Linked DNA regions of Homo sapiens: region 1 is linked to region 2. The links are chromatin loops, found by intact Hi-C in ENCODE. Cell type or tissue: heart right ventricle. All regions are shown on one strand. Each heading gives the region's core, and the rest is flanking DNA. Links, peaks and the distances in the headings are about the cores only.

Evidence for each region. Peaks named below come from ENCODE experiments on the same cell type or tissue, not always from the same donor. Only the 100,000 strongest peaks of a DNase experiment are listed, where the experiment ranks them.
Region 1: it touches region 2 in a loop (2.4-fold over the local background); 84 of 110 quality-filtered maps call a loop at or near these places.

The regions. Positions count from the first base shown.
Region 1 is chr18:46,292,864-46,298,246 of GRCh38, reverse strand. No RefSeq gene overlaps it. Among named protein-coding and RNA genes, the nearest start is that of ARK2C, 38 kb to the left of the region's middle. RefSeq lists an enhancer at 3,266-3,767. In heart right ventricle, for the core only: no CTCF peak of the experiment used is centred there; no DNase peak of the experiment used is centred there.
Region 2 is chr18:46,471,529-46,476,911 of GRCh38, reverse strand. No RefSeq gene overlaps it. Among named protein-coding and RNA genes, the nearest start is that of ARK2C, 140 kb to the right of the region's middle. In heart right ventricle, for the core only: no CTCF peak of the experiment used is centred there; a DNase peak (open chromatin) is centred at 2,602.

The sequences.
Region 1 (5,383 bases), core at 148-5,147, 180 kb after region 2:
AAGCTGAAGAGGCAGTGAAGAGTGTGAGCAACACAGGAAGACATGAGTCCTGCACCCGGCACAGTGTGCACATCCAAAAAAAGTCAACAGCATTTGTAGGATGAATGGGTAGATGGGTGGATGGATGGAGGAGTCCAGCAACTATGGAGGCCTAAGCAGGGACAGACTCAACAGGGGTAATGATGTGTGCAGGTACAAGCCTGGGAATGCTGAGTATTAGGGCAGGTAAACAGCTGAGATAACCAGGCCCTAGATGCAGAGAGGCTTGAACACAGTAGAAATCTATTTCTCCTGTCCGAGTCCAAGGCACAGTCCAAGTCCCGTCAGGGGGCAGCTGTCTTCCTTGTGATGATTCAGGCACCCAAGCTCATTCTCTTCTGTGGTTCCACCAACCCTGGCCTAAGGCCTTGTGGTCTGCAACTGTGCAGTGGAAAGAAAACTTAGAGGAGGCACACCCACTTCTTAAAAGCCCCAGCCTGGGGTGGGGAGGGGGCGGGATTAGAGAGATGTCTATCAAAGGATATGAAATTTCAGTTAGGAGGAGAAATACATTCAAGAGAGCTATTGTACAACAGGGTGACTATAGTTAATAAAATGCTGGACACTTGAAAATGGCTAAGGAAGTAAATTTTAAGTGTTCTCACCACATACACAAAAATGATAAGTGCATGTGGTAATACATATATTAATAAGTGTGATTTAGCCATTCCACAATGTTTACATATTTCAAAACATCATGCTGTATAGCATAAATATATGCAATTTTTATTTGTCAATAAGTAAATAAATAAAACCCAGCCCACAAATTCCCACCAGGGACACACATCATTTCCACTCATGCTCCTGGAGGTGGTGGCCACTCCTCCACGTACTTGGGGCCCTGAGCCCTTTTCTCTTTAATGGGTCCTGCCAAGTGACAGGCCTCAGGCCCCTCCCCTGCTGACCATGGCTTCTATAAACCTGAGCCTGCTCTCTTGGGTCCTCCAAGAGGTTTGCTGGCCTGCACCTCCATATTTCCTGGTGACAAAAACTGCAACCTTGGGCTTTCTTCACTGGGTAAATTTGGGCCCTAACCACCCCTTCCCTCATGGCTATGTGTACACAGGTGCTTGCCTGTGCATGCACACACACACACACACACACACACACACAAACACACACATGGGAACTGGCTGGCTCAGGAGGAGACTCCAGCCTGCCCACCACACTTGCCCCTAGAGGAGCCTCCTCCACAGGGCATGAAGAACAATGCCCAGCTCCAGGTTCAGACTCATGCCCCTTTCAAAGGTACTCAGAGAGACCAATCAAAGGAGTGTACGCAGGAGGTCTCGCATGCCCTCTTGCAGATGAAGGGGTCCAAACCAGCTACCCCTGCTTCCAGAGTGCACAGCACTCCTGCCCAGCCTGCTCAGCCTCTGGCTTGGTGCTTCTGGCTTCTGGTGCTCGCCTCCTTCAGGAAGCCTCCTGGATTGGCAGTCTCTGACCACAACCCACCATGCAAGACCTCAGTGAGGGCTCACTTATTTGGTTCATGCTTGCTTTGTGAAACGTTCTGGAGTCATTTAGTCTATGGGGCTCCTCTTCTTCATTGGAGAGTAACTCTCCAGTGCAGAGTGTGTGTAATTCTCCATCCTCTTTTTTTCTTTTTCTAGTTCAGGTATCACCCTGGAATCGTCTCGTACCTTCACATGGTCAAATTCTGACTCTCTCTGATTCCACTTGCAGGTGGCCTTGATACAGGGGCAGTGCGGCCACTGTAATGGCATGGGATCAGCTCAGACACACCTGTCCCTTCCTATGCACAGAGGGACTTCTTTTCTTTGTTTCTACCACGTTTTAAAGAGAACATTCTATCAGTCCTTTGCCCTTTGCCCTGCAAGCCATGAAACAGCCTTCAGGAAAAAGAAACACACACACACACACACACACACACACACACACACACACACACACACACACACGTCTGCTTTTAAAAAATGCCTAACTAAGACCTGGTGTGGTATGGCTCATGCCTATAGTCCGAGAGATTTGGTAGGCCGAGGCAGGAGAATCACTTGAGGCCAGGAGTTTGAGACCAACCTGGGCGACACAGCGAGACCCCCAACTCTACAAAAATATAAAATATTAGCTGAATGTGGTGGCGCACGCCTGTCCCAGCAACTCCAGAAGCTGAGGCGGGAGGATCACTTGAGCCCAGGAATTTGAGGCTGCATTGAGTTGTGATTGTGTTACTACACTCCAGCCTGGACGACAGAGTGAGAGACCCTATCTCAAAACAAACAAACAAAAAACACTGACCAAAACAATTTTCCATTTTTGAAAATCGTATAGGCTTTATTTTATGTGAAAAAAATATATATATATGTTAAATAAATCCAAATTTTATTCCCAGAGGAAACATTCAGAAGTGGCTTAAAGAGTTTGCTTGCTTTCATTTTTCTTCCTTTTTCCTCTCCCTCTCTCTCTCACTCCCTCTCTCTCTTTGTTCTCTGATTTCTTGTTGACCCCACTCCCTACTCTCTTCCTGTCTGCTCCATGGGGCACCTTGCTAACAGACTTCATGTTTTTATACATGCACATCCTCGTTTGGGGCACATTTATTTTAATTAATGTAAATGGGTTGTGTTGTGCATCTCACGCTGACTTTCTTCTCTCGGCTCTGTTTTAAGCTCCTCCATTTGGCCGTGCGTACATCAAATCTGTTACTTCTGACTGCTGTGTGTGGGGAGGAAGGAACACTGGCTTTGGCATCAGATGGATCCGAGGATAGAACAGGGAGGCTGGTGTCCAGGACACGGGATGTGTGAGGACCTGGGGGTTGAGTTAACTCAGAGGGCAGCACCAGAGGCCTTCAACACTAGAGCCCCTTCTGCCCTGCTCCAGCAGGGCCTTCCTCCTTGGTCACATTTATAAAATGCATGCTGTGGTTCTCATGTGTCCAGCCAGGGGCTGCCCAGTAGCCTGGCTGGATCAATTTCAGAGGGATTTGTTTGTTGGGGGTGGTGGCCGCGGCAAACACAGCAGAGAGTGTGGGACCTCCAGTAGCATTTCAGGGTACAGGAGGGAGTGATGGTAGGGACAGGAGGGATAATATGGAGTGACAGTTCATCTCATCAGCCCAGTTGGGCTCTGGGGACCCTGACTCTAAAGTGCTCTCATCCCTAATCCCTGGCGCAGGGAGGCAAGAGTGTTGGGAATAGGTGGGGTTAGATCTTCATTTCTGTCCCCTTCCTGCAAGCTCCCAGGACCAGGAAACAGAAAACCCCCAGACAAGGGCTGGAGACCTCAGGTTTGGGGCAGGAAGGGTCTGGCACACGGTCCATGCTCAAACACCGGAGTGGGTCCTCAGGCCTGCAGCCAGCCTGGCAGGATGGGCAGACGAGAAGGCTCCCCCTCAGTCCCCACCACCAAGGGCGCAACAGAAATCTGGTGACAGGGTTCTGAGTTCAAGTGCTGACTCTGCCTTTCTTGGCTCCAGGAGTGGGGGGTGGGGGGCGGTTGGCTCCCAGGGGAAGGGGACAGGGAGTGGATGGGCCTCAGAGGCTCTTGTGGCTGAGACTCCCTGGCAATCATCTCTCCTTTGCTGTTTGGTCATGCTTCCCTAGCCCCAGGGACCCAAGGGGTACCCCTGGGACTGCTGTGTGTGTGGCAGGGATGATGCCAAGCTCCCAGTCTCTTTCCAGTCTGAGCACTTGAGTAAGGAACATTTGAAGAAAGGGCTCTGGTGCCAGTTGCAAAATCACTACAAGGTATTGCCCCATCTTAAATGCGACACTTAATGGGTGTGGTTGACTGAGCCCTTTTCCCCTGCATGGAGGGCGCTTTCGTAGTGTGAGTGCCTGCACACCTTGGGGATCAGGGCTGCCAAAAAAGAGGGAAGAGGGGATTCTGGGGAGTCTGTGAATGTGCCTCCTTCACAGCCCTGCCAAACCCACCCCCAGCCCCCCAGCATCCTTCTCTGGTTCCAGGCTTCCCACCTGTTCATGCTGAAAAGGAATGCCTGTCTGTATGGCTCTCCCCTCACTGAGAACAGCCCCCAGAAGAGACAGAGCGCGGGTGACACTAGAGACTCTCCGGTTCCCCAAACCAGTTTCCCCAGCTTCAGACAAAGGAGGGTGGTCCCAGCTCCAGCCTGAAAGGAGATCTGGCTGGGCTGGATTTCCGGAGGAGCCTCTAGCCATTGGCATCTCGCCTGTGAAGGAGGGAGAAGAGTCTGCAGCTCGCTTGAGCCCCAGAGCAGAGAATATTCCTTCCCCTTCACCCTTGTCTGATGTCACCATTGGAAATAACAGCAGTGGCTAACATTCTTGAGTGTGGTGTGTCAGATTCTGTGCTAAGTGAGTTATCTCACCTGAGGTAAGGGCTTCCGTGATTTCCATTTTGTAGATAAGCAGGCAGAGGACTTCAGGGTCAAGTGACTTGCCCAAGGTCAAATAGCTCCTGAGGAGGTGGACCAGGGAAGTCTGGCTTCCCAGCCCTGGCTGTATACACAGCCCTGACTCCACGCTCCCCTAGGAGCAGGTGGTTACCTTCAGCCGTGAGCAGATCTGGGTCCCCACGAACTTGTTACTCCCATGAGCCCCTTGGGCTGTGGTTCTCACTCTGAGAATGGATGGGTATCAGATTTGCCTGGGAAATTTTCCAAAATGCACCTGTCTTCTCCCTATCCCTGCTGGTATTAGAATAGGTTGGGATAAGGTACACAGCACATATATAAGAAAAGCTCTCCAAATGTTTCTGATGCTGTCCCCTTGCCCAGAGATTTGCTGTCCAGGGATCTGTGCCCATCAGACCCCAGGGAGACACAGCCTCAGTCCTCTCCATGCTCAGAAGCATCCCATCAGCTCGGCTGCAGACAGCCCCCCAGCTGCCACTGGCTTCCTGCCCCCACCCTGAGGATCAGAGGTGCTGCCTGTTTCTAAGCCAGGCGGAAGGATGCAGATGTCACCACATAATTACACATGTCATGTGCCATGAAGTGTGGGGACAGCATGGAGAGAGGAGTCAAACTGCAGAGATTATACGTCTGGCCCTGCCATTCCGGAGCCCAGTGCCAGGGAACCTCACCAAGCCCATCCCGCACCGTGTGCCGCGGGTATTCACCTCCTTTTGCATACATTCAAACACTGCCACAATGAAAACATGGAGTTTTTCCCTAATGGTTTGCAGTAAGGATCAAATAAAGCCACGTGCTTTTGCCTCTGCAGGTGTCAGGGACGACCGAACAATTAACAGGATCATCTCTTTAATTCTCCCTGGAAGAGGGTTCAAGGCAAGGTCAGGGCCCCATCCCTGCCTAGGAGGAAGGACACAAGGCCCAAAGAGAGTGACCGAGTCATGGGTCTGCAGTTTACTGGGGGCGGCGGGGGAGGTTAGGTAAGAA
Region 2 (5,383 bases), core at 123-5,122:
TTCTTTCCATCACTTTACAGAGAACGCATTGGCAAGTGCCTGCTGGTTATCCCAGCCTGTGCTAACACAGTCAGGACTGGACACAAAGGTGATAGGGATGGCACCTGCAACAGCCTGGTCACTGGCACTCTAAGGCCGGGAGAGAAAGCAGGGTCATTGAGGTTATTTGGTGATTATCACCTGTGGCTCTCTGTGGGCAAGGTTTGGACTGAGAGCTGAGAGGGGCTTGGGAACAAAGTGAAGACCTGGTCTTTACCCTCAAGGGGAATGTGACCTTGATGGAGAGGCAGCAGGAGAACTGTACATTTGAGTACCCACACAGATTCACACATGCACACACACTCTCCCTGATCGGCAGTCACAAAGTCACAGCAAGACTTCGCAGAGCTCAGCACCTAACTTCTGATTTTCCTGTAGAGAAAAGGACAGCAACAAGGTGGGTCGGGCTGGAAAATATCCCTACAGGAGGGCACCCCAGGACCAGTGTTTCTGCCACTTTGCTGTCCCTGCACCCTCTGTCCCAGAAAGGTCTAAACTCGCAGTGAGGCTTCAGGACCCTGAGGCAAGTTCAGGCCCCTCTCAGAGATCTCTCAGAGAGAGGTTAAATGCACAGGCTCTGGGGGCAACCAGCCTGGGTTTAAATCCCCGTTCTGCCTCTTTGCAACTGTGAGAACTTGGGCACATTATTTTCTCTCTCTGGGCCTCAGTTTCCTTATCTGTAACACAGGGGGAATGATCACAATGCCCACCTTGTAGGTTATGATGAGGACTAAATGAGTTCATGTGTATGTAGTTTAAATTCAGTGCCTACACCAGATAGTGAGTATATCCACCATGCTGAACACGCAGGACTTGGGGGATGGGGAGGGGAAGATGGCATCATTAAACAGCTTTGTTTCCATCTCCTTCTGTGGAACTGGTTCTTCCCCTGTCCCTAGATGAAAATTTAGACAAGCCTCACAACTCCTGTGGACTCCAGTAGGTAATAAAAAGTCCAACAAACACTTTAAGTCATGAAATCCATCTCCATTCTATAATTTAAATGTCCAGCCCCAAAGTAAAGATTAAAACATCAAACTTAAAATTAAGCTTCCTGCCATCTCCTGGCTCAGTCCCGTCACAGGTGGGCCCACAGTGAGGGAGGGGTGTGAGTGTGTGTGCAGTGAGTGTATTATGTAGTGTGCAGGTATAAGGTATAGTGTGTGTTTGAATGTGTGGGTGTACACATTAGTATATATGTGGTGTGTGCCTGTATGTGAATCACTGGGCATGTGTGTGTACATGAGTGTGGGTGTGTGTAGGGTGAATGTATGCATGTGAAGATGTGTGAGAGCATGTGTGTGCGCACACATCAGTGTGTGTGCAGGTGTGTGTGCGTGCATGCGAATATGTGTGCATGTGTGTACACAAGTGTGGGTGTGGTGTGTGTGCATGCAAGTGTATCTGGGTGTGTGAAGGCATGTGTGTGTGAACACGAGTGCAGTGTGTGCATGCATGTGAATCTGTGTGCCTGTGTGTGTATACAAGTGTGTGATTGTGCTGTGCATGCATGTGAATCTGTGTGTGTGTACATGAATGTGGGTGTGATGTGTGCATGCATATGTGTGTATGTGAGTCAGCCTCCCCTCTCTTCCCCTGCCTTGCCCTGTCCCTCCTCCTCCTGCCTTTTGGTGACCCAGGGTTTCAGACTCCTGCGGGAGGAAGAGAGGTGAAGGCAGCAGGCAGCTTCCTGTCTGAGGGCTGCTATTGTGGCTAGTGTCTTTGTTTCCAGACCTGGCAGGTGTTTAGACTTTCATGAGCACTTGTGTGGGTTCACCCTCCACACTGTCCTCTTGTTTAGGATCTGAGACACTCCACAAGAGGCCCTCGGGCACCCTTCTCTCTGACACACTCCAGCCGTTCAGGCCACTCACCTCTCTGTGACCGGGGCCAGCCCATCTCATCCCAGCCATGTCTCCAGAGTGGGCAGGCAGCTTGTCTGCCGTGTATGGTCACACCCCATCTCACATAGCCCTGTTGAAGCCCCAGTCGCTTGCCTCAGATTCAAGGGCAGCCAGGAGGCAGGGCGCACGCTCAGCCCCACAGCAGGCCTCTCAGGATGTCCTGCCCTCGAATCCACTGCCTCCTCTCAGCCTCCCCATTCCCTGTCAGGACCTGGAGATGAGTGTGCAGCCCAGAGTCCAAACTGGTTCTCTGCCCTGTCCTTCTGGCAAGAGATACACAGGGCTCTCACTGCAGAGTGTGGCATCTGTGGGTGACTCGGCCACTGCTGGTACAGGAGGAACCCGTTACCATCCTGTTGCTGGTGTGTCCTGTGAATTTTGGCTTACCATCGATGGGGTAGTGCTGGCCTGGCTCAACAACATACCCCAGGACCTTAGAGAGCTTTCCGGCCATCCTTTACCTGCCCTGCTGGCTCGGCTTTCCTCAGAGGACTTGGGATCTGAGGAAACTATTGCTTCGAGAGCTCCATTAAAACTCATTAATACCTTTGGTCCATTCCGGGGCACTTTCTTACCCACAGGCCTCCCCACCCCCTGCCCCCTACCTGGTTCTCCAAGTCCCTGGACCTGGGCCATCTCCATCTGGGCAAGTCGCCCACAGCTCTGTGCCCAGCAGGGTGGCCCCCAGCAATGTCACACACACTGTCCTCTCTGCTGTCCTCTGCCAGGGCTGATCTGTGCCTGAAGTCTCCTTGCCACCCATCCATTCCTCCACCCTACCAGGCACTGTGCTTCACATTCTTTTTTTATTATTATGATTTGTTTTGTTTTTTGAGATGATGTCTCACTCTGTCACCCAGGCTGGAGTGCAGTGGCACGATCTCGGCTCACTGCAACCTCCACTTGCTGGATTCAAGTGATTCTCATGTGTCAGCCTCCCAAACAGCTAGGATTACAGGCACATGCAACCAGGCCCAGCTAATTTTTGTATTTTTAGTTGAGATGAGGTTTCACCATGTTGGCCAGCCTGGTCTTGAATTCCTGACCTCAGGTGATCCACCCACCTCGGCCTCCCAAAGTCCCCACTCCCGGCCCACATTCTTTTTTTTTAATTGATGCATAATAATTATACACATCTGTGGGGTACATATGGTATTTTGATACATGTATACAATCTGTAATGATTAAATCAGGGTAATTGGCATATCCATCACCTCGAATGTTTATCATTTCCTTGTATTGGGAACATTTCAAATCTGCTCTTCCAACTAATTTGAAATATACAATAAATTATTGTTAACTAGAGTCACCCTACTGTGCTGTAAAACTCTAGAACATATTCCTCCTATCTAACTGCATGTTTATACCCATGAACCGGCCTCTCTGTATTCCTCCCAACCCCATTCCCAGCTTCTGATAACTATCATTCTACTCTCTACCTCCATGAGAACAACTTTCTTATCTCCCACTTCTGAGTGAGATCATGACCTGCTGCTCTGCTGCTGAAGGGCAATGGCAGCAGTCCAGGGCAGGTGGCCCTCAGGTTCTGGGGAGCACACACTTCAGGTCCCTTTGTCCCCAGGGGAGACTCCTTGGCATGCTGCATCACCCATCCCTCAAGGTATAGGATACTACGTGGGCTAGAGTGCTGGGGACTTGGTCACACTCCTGGGTCCAGCCATTGTTGCAATGCTGCAGCCCCCTGGGTAGATGTGGGGGTTGTGGGTGGGTCTCCAGGGATGTGGAGATGCAGGGGTTTTTGGGCCCTGGGCAGGATATAGTCTGGTGGTGGCTGGGTTCTTAAGATGGTGCTGTGCTGCAGCTACTTTGATCTCAGGGGGTGTGTGGACTCGGCATGAACACGATCTCTGGAGAAATGCAGTCGCATGGGCTCCAGGCAGCTCTCCATACTTGTCTCAGGGCCCATGAGGGCTGAAGGACTCTCCCATGATGAGGACTGCAGGAGTCTGCAGTGTAATGTGGACCACTGGGGATCTCTTGCTTACCTTTTCCCCTCCTGGCTCTGAGCCAATCCCTGCCTTCTCCTTCCATGCTTTAGAAGTTCCCTGTCACTTCCCTGCTGAATTCTAGTGTTCTCTCTTGGAAGCTCTATTTGATGTTTGGTTATCTACTCGCTGTTTTGGTTGTTCTTGGTGGAGGAGGCAAGTTCTGGGCCCCTCTAATCAGGCTCCTGGAAGCCCCTTTTCTGTGCATCACATTCTTTACATCTCAACTCAAGGCCTCCAATCACTCCAGGAAACATTTCCATTACCCCTCCCCCAAGACAGAGCTAGAAGCCCACCCACATCTATGAGAAGTATGTTGGAATTGTGTGTCTCCTCATGTGTCTTCCTAACTGGAGTGTGAGTCCTTAAGAAGAAAAGCTAGGTCTCACTCATCTCTGTAACCCCAGCACTTAGCACAGGCCCCAGGGCATAGTGTGGGTACTAAGTGCATGTGTGGTGAATGGATGGATAGATAGATGAATGGATGGGTAGGTGGGTGGATGGGGGGATGGGTGGATAGATGGGTGGGTGGGTGGATGGATGGATGGATGGGTGGGTGGATGGGTGAAAGGGTAGATAGATGGGTGTGTGGATGAATGGATGAATGGATGGTTGGATGGGTGGGTGGATGGATGGATGGATGGGTGGGTGGATGGGTGAAAGGGTAGATAGATGGGTGTGTGGATGAATGGATGAATGGATGGTTGGATGGGTGGATGGATGGATATATGAGTAGGTGGGTGGTTGGATGGGTGGATGGATAGATGGATGGGTGGATGGATGGATAGACGGGTGAATGGGTGGGTGGATGGGTGGATGGATAGATGAATGGGTGGGTGGGTGGATGGATAAATGGGTGGATGGGTAGATAGATGGGTGGGTGGATGGATGGATGGGTAAATGCGTGAATGGGTGGATGGGTGGGTGAATGGGTGGCTGGGTGGCTGGGTGGCTGGGTGGCTGGGTGGCTGGCTGGCTGGCTGGCTGGCTGATTGGCTGACTGGTTGACAGGATGGGTGAGTGGATAAATGGACAGATGGGTGAGAGGGTGGATGAATGAGTGGATGGGTGGATGGATAGATGGAGAGTTGGCGAGTGGATGGATGTGTGTAGGTAAATGAGTCTATTTCATGGCTTAGAATATTTTCTATGATGAGACTCATCCCAGCTCAAGGACTTGAGGAAGCCCAACCTCATCATCTGTGATCAGTATACTCTTCTCAATCCCTCAACTATTGCCCAAGAGCCCCTTAGCCAGTCTGAGTCATTTCTCCAAAGACCTGTTACTTAACCTTCTAGCAGCCCAGCTCTCCTTTTAATGAAATTCCCAAGTTTGGGAACTTCAGATTTCAAACCCTCCTTAGGGCATGTACATTGTGTATTGAGAGACAGTGGCCCTGGGCTCACCCCTGAGGTGGATAGAAGAGAAGATTG